Linked DNA regions of Homo sapiens: region 1 is linked to region 2. The links are chromatin loops, found by intact Hi-C in ENCODE. Cell type or tissue: gastrocnemius medialis. All regions are shown on one strand. Links, peaks and the distances in the headings refer to the core of each region. The heading gives the core; the rest is flanking DNA.

Evidence for each region. Peaks named below come from ENCODE experiments on the same cell type or tissue, not always from the same donor. Only the 100,000 strongest peaks of a DNase experiment are listed, where the experiment ranks them.
Region 1: it touches region 2 in a loop (2.2-fold over the local background); 3 of 110 quality-filtered maps call a loop at or near these places.

Annotation. Positions count from the first base shown.
Region 1 is chr5:67,794,955-67,805,125 of GRCh38, reverse strand. LINC02997 (long intergenic non-protein coding RNA 2997) reads right to left here. Exons shown (of 3, transcript NR_130779.1): 2 at 7,370-7,497; 3 at 4,068-5,416. Among named protein-coding and RNA genes, the nearest start is that of LINC02997, 6.8 kb to the right of the region's middle. In gastrocnemius medialis, for the core only: no CTCF peak of the experiment used is centred there; DNase peaks (open chromatin) are centred at 4,995 and 5,265; H3K27ac peaks cover 2,873 bases.
Region 2 is chr5:68,042,496-68,052,666 of GRCh38, reverse strand. No RefSeq gene overlaps it. Among named protein-coding and RNA genes, the nearest start is that of LINC02219, 140 kb to the left of the region's middle. In gastrocnemius medialis, for the core only: no CTCF peak of the experiment used is centred there; a DNase peak (open chromatin) is centred at 6,076; H3K27ac peaks cover 826 bases.

The DNA.
Region 1 (10,171 bases), core at 2,197-7,196, 250 kb after region 2:
ATCACACCCTATAAGACTCAGCCTTTCTTTCTTTTCTCCCACTTGCCCCAAATTTACCACACAAACTTGGAAATGAGCTGCCTTCTCATTGCTTAAAGCACTGACGGGATCCCACAGAAGAGGAGAAAAGTTGTTGTCCAATTAAGCTCCACGTGTGCATTCAACTCTTGTTGAAAAATTTAAAGAAGAAAAGGCTTCAGGCGGTAGTACAACATTTAACATGTCCTCATAGCCTTTCCTACTTTACTTCAGGGTCAAAATCTGTAGAGTCCAGACGGCATTGATGGAGCATCCTGGAGTTTATAGAAGGTTGTCTGTCTGGAGCTGGGAAAAGTCCACAGACTAGGAAAAGGATATATATTATTATAAGGAATTGGCTTCCATGATTCTAAAGGCTGAGAAGTCTCAAGGTCTGTGGTCAGCAAGCTGGAGACCCACCCAGGAGAGCCAACGGTGCAGTTCCAGTCTGAGTCTGAAGGCCTGCAAAACAGAAGAGCCAATGGTTTCAGTCTGAGTCCAAGTCCGAAGGCAGGAGAAAACCTATTTCCCAGCTCAGAAACACCATCATAGACACACCAAGAAAAATCTTTAATCAAATACCTGGGAACCCTCTAGTCCAATCAATGTAACATAAAAAAATTATCCATCACATGGAAACAGTAAAGAAATGTAAGACATGATTTATAAATTCATTGATTCAGTTCAATTTAGGACCAGATGAATTCACAGATGAGAAAACATACTCAGATTGGTGTGGCTCACTTTGACTACAATTTATTTCTGGAGAGCCTATCACTGACCTGGCCAGTATTTGAGGCAGCCAAAGGAGTTTGCTTTATTCGGTCCCTACACAATGAGAAGATTAGACTGTAAGCTCCTCTGGGAGTAATGACACATCCTGTACTTTAGTTCTGGCTATGAAGACACTGTAGAAAAACCTAAATCTCCTTATTTTTAGCTCTGAGCTATCTTTGTTATGTTTTGTCTAGTGGCCAGTGTGGTGTTCTGTTTTGGAAAGGAGCAGGAAGGTAAGGGGTCAAGAACAAAATGCAAATATCTTTGAATGGTGTTTGTGATGAGCAGCCCAGGTTACTTCTAGGTGAATTGTGGTGGCCATTTTCATTGAGTAGGTGACAAGTGTCTGAACCCCGTGGCGAAAAACAGAGAATTTTGTAACCAAAAATTTGGATTCAATTCTGGCTCTGCCGTTTCCTACTAGCGAGACTTTTAGCATGTTCCTTAACCTCTCTGAGTCAAATTTTATTCATCTGTTAAACCAGGATAATAATACTTGTTTGTCATCTTGTCTTACGCAGTATTTGAGAAGGTCAAAAAAAGATAATGAAAGGGATTTGTAAATATAATGTAGAATGTGAAATAAATACATCCATTCCGCAAACATTACTTGACACTAGGATGAATGAAGCCGACTTCAGCTCTCAAAAATTTAATAATCTAATCTAATAACCATCTGTGTGTGTGCTTGTTTATGAGGGGAAGCATACTCACTGAGGTCTGGGGACCAAGGGTAACTGGTAAATGATGCCTAGAGAAGCAACTTTAAAAGCAAGGGCAATAGAAATAGCCAGTCTCATAGGTTAAATTCCTTTCAGATTTGGTGCCCAGAAAACAAGTACAGGAGTGAGTGGAGGGTTGGAAGAGTTTCTATCAGAAGCAAAGTAAATACCTATGATACGGTTTGGCTGTGTCCCCACCCAAATCTCAACTTGAATTGTATCTATCTGCCAGAATTCTCACATGTTGTGAGAGGGACTGAGGGGGAGGTAATTGAATCATGGGGGCCAGTCTTTCCCGTGTTATTCTTGTGATAGTGAATAAATGTCACAAGATCTCCTGCGATTATCGGGTTTCAGCTTTTGCATCCTTCTCATTTTCTCTTGCTGCCACCATGTAAGAAGTACCTTTTGCCTCCCGCCTGATTCTGAGGCCTCCCCAACCATGTGGAACTGTAAGTCCAATTAAACTTCTTTTTCTTTTCAGTCTCGGGTATGTCTTTATCAGCAGTGTGAAAATGGTCTAATACAACCTATTCTGGTCATCTCTGTATAACTAACTCAGAACTTTGAGAGTTCAGATCCTGTGCTTGTGGTCTACTTTCTAAATGTCAGTCTTTCTTCTTTCATTATCACTTTCTAGGAAGTCCAATTAGAAAAACTGAAATTGAGATTAGAAAATCACTTTGACTTCAAAGGGGTATTGGATGGCCTATGGTTTTTATTCATCTAATGATTCTTAGTTCAAGTATGAATATACAGATATATTTTAAATTGTCCCATCGCCTTTTAACATTAATACACAAATGTGTCTATTGGTTCTAGACTCCCACCTGTTTCACAGTGAGAAGACCAGTCTTACAGATCCCTCTTTAACTATTTCTAGGAATCTATGAGCATACACACATATGTGCCTAAGCCAGGGTTTTCCATCTTGCCAGTGCTGGCCAGCTAGTTCAATATATTGGAATCTCTGAAGTTAAAACTTTATTCTTACAACTATATTTTCACTGTGACAGCCTACTTTTACAGAGTTGCAAATTAATGGGGCCCAATATGATGGAACTGGAGCATGATAGCTGTGCCTCAGGATGAGAGATCTTGCCACTGCCCTTATAAAGTGAGTAGGGGACACTCCAGTTTTAAGCTTAGCTGGGTACTGAGGAAGGAATCCCAGTAAGGATTCCTGTTCCCAGTGTGCCATAGTATTTAATACTATGATATACTTCAATAGATATGCTTATTTTTTTTTTCTAGGTGAGCAAACACAATGGTAGGATGCCAGAATCAGGATGTCTATGATATCCTCCACCACATTTAATTTAGACCCTTTACTCACCTACAATTCTCAGGCTTGCTTCTGATTTAGATTTATTTATTCTTTTAGTGCAGTCTTTTTTTCTAAATTTATTTTTAATTGACTAATACTAGTTGTGTCTGTTTATGGGGTACAATGCAATGTTTTGATCTATGTATCCATTGTGGCAAGATTCCATCAGACTAGTTAACACTTTATCACCACTTCGCCAACTTACCATTTTTTGTGTGTGTAGTGAGAATGTTAAAAATCTATTCTTTTAGTAATTTTGAAATGTACAACATATTATTAACTCTGGTCACCATGCAGTTGCAATAGATCACTACTCCAGTTTAACTGAAACTGTCCTCTTTGATAAACATCTTTCCTTTTCCCTCCCTTTCCCCCCACTTCGTAGCATCTGGTGACGACCTTTCTATTCTCTGCTTCGATGAATTTGACTTTTTTAGATTCCACCTATGAGATCATGCAATATTCGTCTTTCTGTGCTTGGCTTACTTTATTTAGCACAGTATCTTCCAGTTCCATGCATATTATTACAAATTACAGAATTTCCTTCGTTTTAAGGCTATACAGTATTCCGCTGTGTACATACCACATTGCCTTGATCCATTCGTCTCCTGAGGGACACTTAGGTTGCTTCCATATTTTGGCAATTGTAAGAAATGCTGAAATGCATAGATTTACTTTGTAAAGACTTATCCCCTCTGTTGGGGTTATCTCAATATATCTGATACATTTGATGACTGTATCCCAAGGGTTAACAGGCTTTAATTCAGCATGTTCTTCAGATGCCGTGTAAATTAATGGATGAAAATAGATTTGCAGGAGATGGGGTGTTGCCTTTCTATACTCTACTAGGTGAGCCCTAGCTCCAGCCTAACCAAAGCCCATGTTACTATTCTCAAACCACTTTAGGGTTCGTTTTAATTTTTGGACACAGTAAGCTCTTTTTTTTTTGTGTTACAGGGAGTTTGCACTTATTTTTTTCTCTTCTGGGAACCCTGTGCCCCTGATGATTGCTCAAGTCTCAGTTTAACTGTCACCTCCTCAGAGAGGCATTTTCTTCTATTATATTACTCTATTTATTTATTCTTTAGCACTTTTCATAGTCTGCATTTATTTTGTTTATTTCCCTGTTCCCTTGTTTCATGTAAGAACCACAAGAGCAGCAGCCTTGCCTGTCACCACTACATCCCAGGGCCTAACATAGTGAAGGACAGAATACATAATAATAACAGTTAACATTTATTGGGCACTTACTATTTGTAGAGTACTGTACTAAGTACTTTTACATCTATTAACTCACCCAGTCTTAACTTGCTCGTTTTTTACAGATGAGGAAGCTGGAACTTGTAGGGGATTTAAGAACCTAGCCACACATCAAGCACTTGGTAAGAGGTGAAGCTATCTATGGTTTGGTGACTCCAAGCTTTCAGCTTTACATTATTCTGCCTCTCCTCATCTGCTTCTGCAGGCGGTCATGTTAGCACAGATCAAAGTCATGCCATGGTCCCAGTACCTTTTTTCTTTTCAAAAGTTATCTCAAGTTGTATTCATTTGCCTTTGAAGAAAACTTACTATTTTCCCCTCTATCTAGCATGATGTCTTACATTGGGGGACCATGTCCTAGGTCACCAAAGGTGTCAAAAGGCTTTTCAGCCCTGGTTTTCCAGATCTGTGCACATGTATCCTCTCCAGAATGACCAGTCACTGGTAGGAGGATGGTCATGCCTTTCTTGCTCATTCTACAGTCCACTGACCACTGCCAGAGGCTTTTTTCCTCTCCACGTGTAAGCCTTCTTATTTCTTTCATCTGGGTGGTGTCTGTTCTGGTGTTACAAATATTTTTTTCTCATTCTCTTTGTGTATACTATGTATGCTGATTTTTCCTCAGTGTTTGCCTGCCATACTGACACCAGCTCCCTCTGCACTTAATGCCCCCCTCTTATTCCACATGTGATGGGGCAGCCAACTGCCCAGACTTTAGAAGGACTGGAAAGAGACGGTTTCTTTTTTACCCTGTGATACCCTTTTTCCATTCCCCAGTAAGCTGTTCCTCCAATGCTGTCTCTGGGGGACATGTTGCTGCTCTTGCCTGGAGCTGCACTGGTTACTTGGTCTGGGCTCATGTACAGCTCTAATTCAATTTACAACACAGTTACATAACTGTTCCCAGTCTCCAGTTGACCTTGATGTCAAGCAGCGGTCAAGTTGTACCAGCCCAGAGAAAGGAGGAGGAATCTCTGGTCAGCCCTTGAGAACATTTTAGCTGGGGTTCTGGAATGGAATGTGGCACCAAAAGGCCAAACCAGACCAGTAAATTCTTTGGAAGTTTGAAAAGCGAGTGTTGTTGATTTTTGTAAGACGGATGCTGTTGACTTTCAGGGCAATCCTGTGTCACTCAGGATTGTGTTCTTGGACCAAAGATGAGGGTGCTGTCCTCTTTTCCCATGAATCGCTGTAAGTGGATGAGCCTTTCGGCCTCAATGGGAAGTGCTCCTAGGAGTGTCTTGGCTTGGAAACTTCTCAAGGACAAACCTTTAGCACATTCTTTTCTGAAGAGTTCTGGTTCTAGTCAGTTCTAAACAGTGACAAGAATAGCTAAGTTTTGCTTCTGTTCTTAATAAAGTCAGGAAGACAGGGGTTTTAGCCAAAAAAAAAAACAAAAAACAAAAAACAAACAAATACAAACTAAAGCCTGGGCAAATCAGTCAAAATTTCAGAAATGTAATAGTATGAAAACCCTCTAGGAGCAAGTACTCTGTTTATTTTGTTCTCTGCTATATCTTTACACCATGAATAATATCTGGTATGGACTAGGTACTCAGAGAATATTTGTTGGATGATGTATAATAGGATCTGTGGATTGTGACAAGTCATCTTTTTCTAGTTAATCTTGCAAAGGCTACCATACTAGAGATTTTCAGAAGTCTGTTTTACATATTTTAATCATATATGTGTTTGTGCAAATATAATGCTAGATAAATATTCTACAAATGTATGCATACAAATGTCTATATCTATCATGATTAATGATCATTAACTGGTTACTCATCTATGATAAGCACATTAGTAGATTGTGCCTGGATTTAAAGATTGCCTTAAATAAACATCTTTCATTTATACTAATTTGACTATCCTCATTGACAGAACTAGATTCACGGGACTTGTGAGATTTATGCAGTTACAAAAGGTTCCTTGCTTAGAAGGACCTCATACTTGGTTTAGTGCTCTTCAAATTCATAATAATTTTTGAACAAGATGACCCTATATTCATTTTACACTGGACCCCACAAAGGTAATTCTGCCAGAAGTATAGAGAGAACAAGTGTAGAAAAATACTATCTATCTAATATCACCTTTTATATATTAACAGCCCTGAGTGAGAACAGTTGCTTACTGACTATGGCAACAACTAGGATAACACGTGATATGGGTTGGCTGTATCCCCACCCAGATCTCATCTTGAATTTTCACATGTTGTGGGAGGGACCCAGTGGGAAGTAATTGAATCATGGGGCAAGTTTTTCCCGTGCTGTTCTCGTGATAGTGAATAAGTCTCATGAGATCTGATAGTTTTAAAAAGGAGAGTTCCCCTGCACAAGCTCTCTCTTTGCCTGCTGCCATCCATGTAAGATGTGACTTGCTCCTCCTTGCCTTCCGCTATGATTGTGAGGCCTCCTCAGCCATGTAGAACTGTAAGTCCAATTAAACCTCTTTCTTTAGTAAGTTTCCCAGTCTCTTGTATGTCTATCAGCTACGTGAAAACAGGCTAATACATCATGCATATCAAGAAAGGATTAATCTACTACTACTTCAAGACATTAACTGATTAATTAACTTTACTAATGACAAATGCACCAAATATATATTCTTTCAAAAAGAATAATCCAGAATGTAATTCGTGAATTCACTGGTAGCTCTTCTCTGCTGTCAACTATCTCCGCTTTAGCAATCTCTGCCTTCCAAAATTCAATAAATTTAATAGGACATAAATATTCATAAGTCATCCATATTGTTTATCTTTTTTGACAGCACAACCATTCTCATTCCTGAAAATTCCTATTGTTTGGCTTGTATCACATTTTAGTACTTGATGAAAATCAATTTTGAATTCGAATACATGCTGCAATCTAGTTCTTTTTAAAGGGTTTCCACATCAAATGATTTTCAAAATTTTGCTCCCCAGAAAGTGTAGATAGGGCAACATATATAATGCTAATTTTTAAAATATTACATAGCCCGAAACTGGGCACATAATAGCCAATGAGTAAATACCTAATTAAGTAAATTGAACTAACTAGCAATTAGTAATTTCCTATGTACCATGCAGGAACATACACATAATAACTTTCATGTATCTTTTTTTAAGTAATGGTTAAACTCCTAAACAGTTGCTTTTGCTCAAAAATTTTTAAAGTTGCCAAATATTAGATGGTTGCCTACACATGCTGCTTATATAAAAACAAACAAATGCAAACCTCTTTGTATTTTTCAAAATAGAAAACTGAAGAAAATTTTTAAAAAGTCAAACCTTTGAAACACGTAGTGATCTTTCAGTAGATTTCATTTTTCCAATGTTGCTTCATTTCAAAGCACACCAACTGCTCTGGCTTGGCTTTGCTGAACCATTTAACACCCACTTGCATCTCAGAAAGTTTCCTGTGTTTATAATTACAAAGGATATTTCATGACAACCTGTTTGTTGTTTATTTATTTATTTATTACAAACATCAAGTCACTCAGCACGTTGGCTGAGCAGAGCAGGTTCATTCTCACGCACATCTTGATATGTAACTGAAGTTGTTGCTTTAAGTCAAGTTGAGGCCAGATCCTCACAGCCAGACAGTTCTTAATTGCTTCATTTTTGAGATAGAGATTTTCTGAAATATATTTTCTTGCAGAGGAGAAAAAATTTTAAAACTTTGCTTTCACTTCACACTGGGAACAAGGAACAAGCAGATGGAAAATAATGAGTTTCTTCAATACTGTCTTGGCTAGAGAAATATTTTCTTAGACTCCACCTTTTTCTACATGTTCCAGCAACACCAAAATCCTGTTTTCCATTAGTTTGATTCTTGTTAACTACACTTCATTCCTCTCTGAGTAGAGTAAATCACAGATGGAGTGCCATACCATCATGGTGCCCAGATACAAAAAATGTTTGCAACTTTGACATCAACAGAGAATCTAAAACTTAAACTCATGCCATCATATGCATCCTAGCAAAGAGAGTATTCATTTTTACTGTTCTTTTGAAGAGAGGCTAAAGTCTTTCATTTAAAATTTCTTCATTTAAAAAACATCTCCATAGAAAAACAAAACGAAAACTAAAAAAACACAATGAAATAATGACTTACCACATGTAAATGGACTAGAGTAAATAATATCTGAAAAGAATCAACTTAAAGTGTTTAAATAGCTATTAATTGCATCATAAAAATAATCTTAAGACTGCATGTACAGGCTTAAAGAAAAAAATTAGACCTAAGTGGAAAGCAGAAGGCATCTTAGAAGCATCTACATCTCCTATCATTTTCCACAAGGAAATTGCATAAAAATCCTCTCCTTGAGAAAATTCAATCCTCCACTTGCTATAGGCAAATAATCCTCTTTTCTTATTTTCAGTTTTCTCAAATTGGGATTCAGTTTAAGTGGCTTCTCCCAGATCTTTCGGGTTTCCCTGGTTTTTAAAACATATTATCCCCCAGAATGTTCTTCGTCATTCAAAACATGAAACACTTTCAGGAAATCTACATACATCCAATAACCATTACATAGTTAGGCACTCATTCCAAAGAGGAAAAGAAAAAAGAAAAAGAGAAGCTTAAAGGGATTGGCTAAAGTGGGTGATCTACCAGGATGTCAGGAATAAGTGATTCTTGGTGAAACACCTCGAACACATTCTTATTTTCAGTGTGGCTGAAAGCCTGAAGGGGGTTGAGCTGAGGAGGGTGGCATGAAAAAGCGATAAAGTGAGCAGGCTGGTACATGTCCAGTATGCAACCCTAACTACTGATCAATGATCTCTAACCAAACATTTGGAAGAGTTGGTAACTTATCCTCTGATCTAGTGTAATTTTTCAAAGACACTGATGTCATCATGGGTAAATAAGAATTTGACATTGAATAACCACCCCCCGCCCCAAGATTTAGGGAAGTGAAATGGATTATGAATGACTGTCTCTGTCTGTTTTCTGCTGCTATAACAGAATGCCACAGACTGGGTAATTTATAAAGAAAAGAAATTTATTTGGCTCATGGTTCTAGAGCCATGATTCATCTTGATGCAAATTCCCTCCAGCTGTGAGCCTGTGAAATCAAAACAAGTTATCTACTTTCAAAATACAGTGATAGGACAGGCGTAGGATAGACATTCCCATTCCAAAAGGAAGAAATAGACAAGAAGAAAGGCGTAACTAGTCTCAAGTAAGTTCAAAGCCCAACAGGGAAAACAATATTAAATGTTAAAGCTGGAGAATAATCTCCTTTGACTCCATGTCCCACTTCCTGAATACACTGGGGTGGGAATTGAGCCCCCAGGGCCTCACATAGCCCCACCCCCAGGCCTTTGCTGGGCTTAGCCCACTCAGCTGTCAGGCGTTGGAGTCTCATGCTTGCAGCTCTCCTAGGCTAACATTGCACATTGACAGCTCTACAGTTCTTGAGTCTCAGTGGCCGTCCCAATCCTATAGCTCCACTAGGCATCACACTAGTGGAGACTCTCTGTGGTGACTCCACTCTTGCAGCAGGTTTCTGCCTGGGGCCCCCAGATTATTCATGACATCTGTTGAAATCTGGGTGGAGGTAGCCATGCCCCCAAAGCTCTTGCATTCTGCAAACCTACAGACTGAACACCACATGGATGCCATCAAGGATGGATTACTGCTTGCATGCTCCAGAGTGGCCTATACCATACCTTGGCCTGCTTGAGCCCTGGCTAGGGCAGTCAAGGAGAACTGCACTGAAATACAGGGAGAAGCAGATACCTGAGTAAGCTCTGAGGAGAGAGCCCACGAAGAGTTCCCTGGGCCTGTCCCCTGAAACCATTCTTCCTTCCTAGAGCTCTGCGCCTGTGATAGGAGGGCAGCCTCTAAGAGCTCTGAAGTGCCTTCAGAGTCCTTCTCTCATTGACTTGGTTAATAGCAGCTGGCTCCCCTCTGTCCATGGGAATCTCTTTACCAAATAGTTGCTTGGCTACACCCTTGATTTGCTCTCCTAAAGATGTATTTTCACTCTTTACATGGCCAGGCTGTGAATTTTCCAAATCTTTCCATTCTGCTTCTCTTTTAATTATAAATTCTATCTTTAAGTCATTCTTTTCCTCTCACATGTC
Region 2 (10,171 bases), core at 3,044-8,043:
GTGAGATGAGCAGAGAGACAACAGGTTCCAGGTTGTATAGGTTGGGCAGGCTATTGTAAGGACTCTGACTTTTGTTCTGGGTGAGATATGAGACCATAGGAAGGTTCTGAAAAGGGGAGTGATGTCATCTGACCTTCTCTTGCAAGGATCCCGTAGCTGCTGTGTTGAGAATAGACCGTAGGTGGCAAGGACAGAGGCAGGAGGACTCATTGGAAAATCTCTGTTCTAATCGGGGTGAGAGGTATTGATGACTTTGAACAGGTTGGAACCAAAGAGGTGGATCTAAATTTTGGATATATTTTGAAAAACATAGTCTAAAGAATTTACTGGTGTTTGGTTGTGGGATATGAGAGGGAAAAAAAAAAAAAGCAACCAAGGGCAACATTGAGGTTTTTGAGTCTGAACATCTGGAAGAGTGAAATTACCATTATTCATGTGGGGAATACTGTGAAAACAGCAGATTTGGGAGGAAAATCTGCAGATCTAGGTATCTGAGCAGAAGATTCAGTTAGGCAGTGGGATCTACGGATCTGGAGTTCAGGAGTGCAATCCAGGCTGGAAATGTAACTTCCTCAGCTTGTAAATGGCCATTAAAGCCCTGAGGTTAGAAGAGATCACTGAGAAAGTGAGAGCAGATAAGAAGAGAAAAGGACCAAGGACTGAGTTGAGAGATCAGGTTGATGAGATCAGCAAAGGAGTCTGAGAAGGAGTGACCAGTGAACCAGAAGGAAGCTAGGACAAGGCATGTCCTGGAAGGCCAGAGAAGAAAGCATCTCAAGGATGAGGGAACTCTACTGTGTCAAATGCCACTGAGAGGTTAGGGAAATTGAGGACTGAAAATAGCTGCTGGATTTAGCAACTTGGAAGCTATTGGTGGCTTTGATGAAAGACGTTTTGGTGAAATGGTTGAGACAAAACTCTTATTGGAGTCGATTCAAGAGATAATAAGAGGGGAAAAGTTGAAAATGGCAAGTGTAGACCACAGTTTAATGAGTTTTATTGTAAAGAGGAGCAGAGAAATGGGAAGCAGATGGAGCTGTGTCAAGAGGCGAGATGAGGTCAATAAATTATTATTTTTAAGTTGAAAAAAATTATGATTTTTTTTTTCCCTGATGGAAATGACCACTCTTGAGGGGTTTTCAGTTAACTATTTATCATCAGAATTTTGAATGGAGAAAATCCAGGGCAAATATTTTTGATAGGGTAAAGAAAAGCCAAATTCTTGGAATACATTACAATGTGGGCAGACTGATGGAGAAAGCAGCCTTTGGGTGGCGGGATTAGCAGGAAGTCAATATGAACCTGCTGGATATGGACAGGACTGTGTGTGTCGGGAGTAGGCGGCAGAGGAGTGGACCCTAAAGAGGACTCTCCCCTGCTTCACGCCAAGGGTAGATCCTCCTCAAGAGTACAGAAGACTCCACCCTAACAGGTTAGAATCTAATTTGTATGTCTACCTTTTGTTTGTTTGTTTGTTTTGTCAGCTAACTAGTCAATCAATATGTATTTGTTAAATATCTCCTAATCTCTTGTCTAATTCACCTTTGTGTTTCACTTAGGTTTCCAAGACATGACAATGGTAGTTTTCTATAACAAAGTTTTCTTTCTTCCCTGTAGTGTCAGGTTTCCCCTCAACTCTCCATCTGGTTTTGTTACCTTTCTTTCAAGTTTAAGTGTCAGTTGGATCAAAAGAGTTAGCAATTGTCATATTTTCTGCTACACTCACCTGAGACCCACCTAGTTATCCAGAACTGGGATTCCTTTTAAACAGGGGGCTCACTGGGCCCCATCTTACTCTCACTGTGGGAGAAGGGAGCATATTACTTCTATTCATCCATCTAACCTTCCATCCAACCAATTAATATTTATCTAGTACCTACTTTGCAGCAGGCATTGTTCCTGGCACTTGGGGATTCCACAGGAAACAAGATGGTCATGGCTTCTGCTCTTAGGAATACTACATTGTAGTGGAGAAGATAGATAATAAACAAGTAAAACAGAAATTCAAACGATCATGATGAGTGAAATGAAGACAATGCATAGGATGTTGAGACACAGAATAACAAGGAAAGATACGGATGGCATTTTCTTGGTATAGGTTGACCAGAGAAGGCTTCTGCATTTATAAGCTTATCACTTCCCCACTGGAAGTTATGTTACACGCCATCCTGGTGAAGTGGGTGGGGAATGGTACTCTGTCTGGTATCTGCTGTATTATTTGTCCCTAGATGCTCCAGAGCCTTTCTGTGAGGTGAGAGTGAGACCTGGACATATAATTATATTGATCTAGTCTGAGGTAAGGTAATGAGAATTTAGTAAGAGTAGTAATCTAATAGAATACCTCTCGATAGGATGAGTATTTTCCCTCTGATGCCTGGGCAATCTGGAATCCCGTGGAGTTCTTCCAGATTTCCCCTGGCCCAGGAATTCTGTCCTGGGCTATAGGGCAGGGCACTGGAGTTCAGCCTTAGTGGAAAAGGTGAACATTGGTTGAGTGTTTAAAAATTACATTAATTATAAATGCTAAATATTCAGCCAGAAGGATTTTAATTGCAAAGGGTACTGCAAATTAGCATAATCTGATGGTAACTTGTCAATGTGGGCATTAACAAATTGCCCCTCACCCTCAAAGTTATGTAACAGCAAAACCAACCTACCTGACCAATGCCAGCATTTGTAATGAAACATATATCACACATATATCACACTCGGTGATGTTGAGGGAAAAATAATACTTGCATGACAGATAACTAAATGTCAATCAAAATAAACACCAAGGTCCAAGATACGCTGGAAATTCAAATACACAGCAATGAAAGACTTTTGCTGCAAATGAAACAAGAGCCACATGAATGGCATGACAGAGAAGTTTATGGAAAGTATATTTTGAAGAAAAACCTCTTCTCATTGAAGTTACAAATGCCAGGGACCCCACATGCACGGAGGTGGAACAATACCTGTTATTTTTAGGTACTTTGTACATTTCGGCGTATTTAACGCATGCTTCTGAATTGAGTAGGGCAAAGATTGCCAGAGGATCTGTGTAATTTAAACAGTTAATTTGGGTAAATTTACTGGTAAATACTATTGGCTGACATTTATCTCTATCCTATCCCCTGAGTGCCACCTAGTACAGCGAGGGCTTCTCCCAGTCCCTCTGGATTAGAGAACAGCAAAGGCAGTGCCTTGAAAAAGTTTACAGTTCAGTTCAACCCACCCTGATCTAATCATGGTCTCACAGTGGGTAAAATTACCCCTTCCTGTGAAGTGAAGTTTAAATATCTCAGCTGTATTTCTGCTTGATTCCTTATTTAATGTAACTCGGCTTGTGTTAGTCTTTGTAATGGCTCTAAACCTTAATCACTCCCATCTGTTAAATATTACACGGTAATTTGGTAGTGAAAGAGTACTAGGCTAGGAGCCAGTTTGATTCTAGTCCTAGCTTTGTCACTAATTAGCCGTGTGACTCCAATGAGTTGGTTCATCTCTGCCTTGGTTTACGATCTCCCCATCATCAACCTAAGCTTTCTCTACTCCTCTATGACCTTCCCAATTAGTAGGGAGAAGAGGCAGCTCTAAGAAAGTGCATTGAGACTTCACATCTAAGGAAGTGGAGGTGGAGATGAGAGGAAAGGAAATCATTCTCCTCTCAACCCAGACACACAAGCCTGCTTGTGCCTGGATCTTTTTCCCACCTGGTGTAATGAAACACACATCCCTGTTCCTATCGAAACCCTGATCTTCCATTTGGGCTTTAAGTCCATCCTCTTAGCCCTCTCAAATACTCTTTGGTTATCTGCTTTTCTGCTTTCAGCTTTCCTCTCTCCTGCATCTCCCCAAAATCTTCCTTGTCCCACACGCCCTGCGAGTTACTGCTGCACTTCTCAGCTACCCATTTGCAGTCTGCCTTCTTTAAGGTGTGGTCCACATAGGCTGCCTGTTACAGCCTGAAACACACTTCTGTGACCTCTGCCCTGCTAGGTCAGCCTCTTCCCCATTTTCTCCAGTGCTTTTTCACAACTTAATATTCTGTAAGTAGTCATGACATTGTATGCTCTTATGCCAAGTAGTCTTCACCTTTGAGTGTAGTAGTGTAATTTGATGATATTTTTTCCTGTACGATTTTCTGTATGTCCTGGAATTAATGCAGTAGTTCCCTATTATCCACAATTTTGCTCTGTTGGGAGCAAGCCCCCCAAAATCTGGCCATAAACTGGCCCCAAGACTGGCCATAAATAAAATCTCTGCAGCACTGTAATATGTCCATAATGGCCCTAATGCCCAAGCTGGAAGGTTGTGAGTTTACGGGAATGAGGGCAAGGAACACCTGGCCTGCCCAGGGAGGAAAACTGCTTAAAGGCATTCTTAAGCCACAGACAATAGCATGAGCGATTTATGCCTTAAGGGTGCGTTCCTGCTGCAGTTAACTAGCCCAACCTATTCCTTTAATTTGGCCCATTCCTTCGTTTACTAAAAGGGATACTTTTAGTTAATTTAATATCTATAGAAACAATGCTAATGACTGGTTTGCTGTTAATAAATACTTGGGTAAATCTCTGTTTGGGGCACTCAGCTGTGAAGGCTGTGAGACCCCCGATTTCCCACTTCACACCTCCATATTTCTATGTGTGTCTTTAATTCCTCTAGCGCCACTGGGTTAGGGTCTTCCCGACCTAGCTGGTCTTGGCATTGCTCTCTGGGATTTTGCTTTCTGTTATCCACAGTCCAATGTGGTCTGAAAGTATTAAATGAAAAGTTACAGAAATAAACAACTCAACCATTTTATTTATTTAAAAAATAATTTCAACTGTTATTATTGATTAAAGGGTACATGTGCAGATTTCTTGTATGGGCATATATATGACACTGAGGCTTGAGGTCCCAGTGATCCCATTACCCAGGCAGTAAGCATAATACCCAACAGGTGGTTCTTCAGCTGACATCCCCTTCTCTCCCTCCACCATCTTAGTGGTCTCCACTGTCTATTGTTCCCATGTGTATTCAATGTTTATCTCCCACTTATAAGTGAGAAAATGCAGTATTTGTTTTTTTGTTCCTGTGTTAGTTCACTTAGGATAATGGACTCCAGTTCTATCCATGTTGTTGCAAAGGACATATTTCATTCTTTTTATGGATGTGTAGTACTTCATGATGTATATGTACCATATTTTCTTCATCCAATCCACTGTTAATGGGCACCTAGGTTGATTCCATGTCTTCACTATTGTAAATAGTGCTGCAATGAACATGTGGGTGAATGTGTCTTTTTGATAGAAGAAAGTATTTTCCTTTAGGTATACACCCAGTGGTGGGATTGCCCGGTGGAATGGTAGTTCTAAGTTCATTGAGAAATCTCCAAACTGCTTTCCACAGTCACTGAATTAGTTTGCATTCCCACTTACAGTGTAAGAGCATTCCTTTTTCTCCACAGCCTTGCCAGCATCTGTTGTTTTTGAGTTTTTAATAACAGTCATTCTTACTGTTGTGAGATGGTGTCTCATTGTGGTTTTGATTTGCATTTCTCTGACAATGAGTGATGTTGAGCATTTTTTATATGTTTGTTGGCCACTTGTATGTCTTCTTTTGAGAAGTGTCTGTTCATGTCCTCTGGCCATTTTTAAAAATTTAACTTTTATTTTAAGTTCAGGGGTACATATACAGGTTTGCTATATAGGTAAACTTGTGTTAGGAGGGTTCGTTGTATAGACTGTTTTGTCACCAATAGCCTAGTACCCATTTATTATTTTTCTCGATTCTCTCCCTCTTCCCAGCCTCCCACCTCTGGTAAGCCCTAGCGTCTGTTGTTCTTCCCATGTGTCCATGTGTTCTTATCATTTAGCTCCCACTTATAAGTGAGAACATGTGGTATTTGGTTTTCTGTTCCTGTGTTCGTTTACTAAGATAATGGCCTCCAGCTTCATCCATGTTCCTGCAGAGAACATGATCTTGTTCTCTTTTATGGTTGCATAACAACTCATGTGTTTTAAATTGCATGCCCTTCTGAGTAGTGTGATGAAATCTCAAACCATGTCCCTCCGTTCTGCGCTGGATGTGAATCATTCCTTTGCCCAACGTCTCCATGCTTTCTACATTCCCTGCCCATTAGTCACTTAGTAGCCGGCTCAGCTATCAGATTCACTGTCATGGTATCCAGTGCTTGCATCCAGGTAAATCTGATTTTACTTGACTATGGCCATAAGTGCAAGAGTTGTGATGCTGCTTTGGGAGGCCGAGGCAGGTGGATCACCTGAGGTCAGGAGTTCGAGACCAGCCTGGCCACCATGGTGAAACCCCGTCTCTACTAAAAACACAAAAACTAGCTGGGAATGGTGGCATGCACCTGTAATTCCAGCTACTTGGGAGGCTGAGGCACGAGAATTGCTTAAACCTAGGAGACAGAGGGTGCAATGAGCTGAAATTGTGCCACTGCACTCCAGCCTGGGCAACAAAGCAAGACTCCATCTAAAAAAAAAAAAAAAAAAAAGAGTTGTAATGCTGGCAATACAGATATGCCAAAGAAAAGCAAGCTAGGAAGTGCTTCCTTCAAGTAAAAATGTGAAAGTTTTAATAAGGAGAGTAAATGTATCATATGCTGAGGTTGCTAAGATCTAAGGTAAGAACAAATCTTTTATCTATCAAATTGTGAAGAAGGAAAAAGAAACTCATGCTAGTTTTGCTGTCACACATGAAACATCAAAAGTTATGGCCACAGTGCATAAGTGCTTAGTTAAGATGGAAAAGGAATTAAGTTTGTGGGTGCGAGACATGAACAGAAATGTATTATGATTGATGGCAATCAGGTTCTGTACTATTTGTGGTTTCAGGCATCTACTGAGGGTCTTAGAACATATCCCCCATGGATAAGGAAGACAACTGTAATGACTTTAAAAATTGCATAATTTTCTATGCCTCATTACTATTTTTTTTTCCGCGGTGACCCAATGGCATGGTAAACCACCCTCTAATGTTTCCCATACTTTCGGTGCATTTGTTCCATTTTGTTTTTCCTGGACACCACTGTCTGGGAACCCTCCATTTCTTTGTTGTTTTGCTCTAGTCTGAATGTGTTGCCCTCTAGGCCTGCTACTCAGCTGTCATCTTGGGACTTCCCTTGACCATTGCTAGATGACATAAATGTGATTCAAGAAATTTTATCTGGCAGCCGCTTGTGGGACATATTGGAGCCAGGAGAGATGGCAGCATGAGGACAAATTCAGAGGACTTTGGAATGAGCTCCTGCTTGAGATAATTAGAACTTCAAATATATGCTTATCAGTGAAGCAGAGACTCCTTTCTGGTTCAGTGATAGCATGTCTAAAAAAATAATAATAACATTATTATTAAATATTATTCTAGCTAGCTAGAATCCAGGTCCAATGATGGGAGCAGAGTCACTCTGAGTGTTATAGGATAAGAGATGTACCTCCTGGCTAGATTTTGTGCAGCTGTGGGAGGTGAAGGGCAGCTGCTGCTGGTCAATCCTAAGAGCCAGGCACATCCAGCCACTGAAGTGCTATGGTGAGGGGTATAGGAAACGTCTGTGAGTTCTCAGCCTAATGTCTGGTGATTGGCTTAGGGCCACTGCTGGTCAATGGGGTCAGGAATCTGGAAGAAGGGCTGGGGAGCAAAGAAGAGCCAGGAGAATCTGGATCTGCCTGACATCTTTGAGTCTATCTGCCACTTCTACTAACCACCATGACCTCCAAAGAACAGTGGCTGCAGCTGTTCTTCTGCCTCTAAAATCTCAACACCTTTTGGTGAACTCTCACCAGGAACATTTAGATGAAGGTAATACAGTTCCTGCTAAACCAAACTGATAACCAATCGTTAGGGGCTGAATTGTGCTCCTCATCTTCCCAAATTCATATGTTGAAGTCCTAACCCCCAGTACCTCAGAATGTGACTATATTTGAAGACAGGATCTGCAAAGAGCTAATTAAGGTTGGATGAGGTTCACAGGGTGGGCCCTAATCCAATATGATTGGTATCCTTAAATGAAGAGTTGGTTAGGGCAGAGACAGGCACAGAGGAAAGACCATGTGAAGAGACATTGAAAGACGGTCATCTACAAGCCAAGGAGAGAGATATCCTAGAAGATATCAGCCATACTGACACCTTGATCTCAGATTTCCAGTCTCCGGAACTATGAGGAAATACACTTCTGTTGTTTAAGCCACTCAGTCTGTGGTACTTTGTTAGGGCAGCCTTAGCAAACACATACACTGATCAATCCAGCACGACGCCTTACATTTACATATTGCTTTGTACATTGCAAAGCATTTCAATATTTTTTTAAATTAAATTAAATTTAAAGTTCCAGGATACATATGCAGGACATGCAGATTTGTTGCATAGGTAAACGTGTGTCATGGTGGTTAGCTGCACCTGTTGACCCATCATCAATATGTTAATCATCGCAAATGTTGATAACATAGCTAACACTCATACAGTGTTACTATGTGCTAGGCAATGTTCTGAGCACTTTATATATCAGGGATGTCCAATCTTTTGGCTTCCCTGGGCCACCCTGGAAGAAAAAGAATTGTCTTGGGCCACATACAAAATACACTGACACCAATGATAACTGAGGAGCTAAAAAAAAAAAAAAAATCACAAAAAATATCATAATGTTTTAAGAAAGTTTATAAATTTGTGTTGGGCCACATTCAGAGCCATCATGGGCCACATGTGGCCCACAGGCTGCGGGCTGGACAAACTTGTTATGTATATTAACAAGTTTAATCCACACAATAGCACTGTGAGACAGAGCTGCCTATCTGTGCCCTAATCAACTCTTCATTTAAGGATACCAATCATATTGGATTAGGGCCCACCCTGTGAACCTCATCCAACCTTAATTAGCTCTTTGCAGATCTTCAAATATAGTCACATTCTGAGGTACTGGGGGTTAGGACTTCAACATACGAATTTGGGAAGATGAGGAGCACAATTCAGCCCCTAACGATTGGTTATCAGTTTGGTTTAGCAGGAACTGTATTATCCTCATCTAAATGTTCCTGGTGAGAGTTCACCAAAAGGTGTTGAGGTTTTAGAGACAGAAGAATAGCCGCAGCCACTGTTCTCTGGAGGTCATGGTGGTTAGAAGAAGTGGCAGACAGACTCATCTCCATTTCACAGATGAGAAAAATGAAGTACAGATAATTCAACTAACTTGCTTGAAATCACACAGCTTGTAAGTATTGAAGCCAGGATCCAAACCCTGGCAGTGTAACCCCCTTCTCTTTCTTGCCCTGGACTCTTTCTGGCCTTCCTGGCACCTGACCTTTCTTTCCATTTATATGGCATCACTGTTTACACACACTTCTCAGGCTCAGTCTCCCCTTTTGTGGGTCATGAATCTAATTTCTTTGTCCTCTTGGTGGGTCTCTGCTTTTGTTCACAGGGGAAATCTTCCAGGGAACCCATGTATAATCCCCGTGGCACACACAAGGCCACATGTTTCCCTGGCCACAGCAGGGCTGTGACTGCAGGTTCATATTCTCAAGAGAGGAAGCCTTCACTCCAGAGTGGTGAACTAATTATGTGACATTATTCCAATGGCAAAAAGGAGCCAGGCAGTCTAATGTTCTTTCTAGAAAAAAATTCGATGTTTTTTTTTTTGAGAAGGGTCTCACTCTGTTGTCCAGGCTGGAGTACAGTGGCAAGACCACAGCTCACTGCCTCCTTGACCTCCCAGGCTCAGGTCATCCTCCCATCTCAGCCTCTCAAGTAGCTGGGACCACAGGCATGCACAATCACACCTGGCTAATTTTTTTATTTTCTATTTTGCTGGTCTCGAATTCCTGGGCTCCAGTGATCCTCATGTCTCAGCCTCCCAAAGTGCTGGGATTATAAGCGTGAAAAAAATTTCACTTTTTTTTTTTTTTTGAGACGGAGTTTCACTCCTGTTGCCCAGGCTGGAGTGCAATGGCACAATTTTGGCTCACTGCAACATCCGCCTCCCAGGTTCAAGCAATTCTCCTGCCTCAGCCTCCAAAGTAGCTGGGATTAGGGAACCCTGGCTAATTTTTGTATTTTTAGTAGAGACAGGGTTTCACCATGTTGTTCAGGCTGGTCTCGAACTCTTGACCTCAGGTGGTCCACCTGCCTTGGCCTTCTAAAGTTCTGGGATTACAGGCATGAGCCACCGCGCCTGGCCAAATTTCATTTT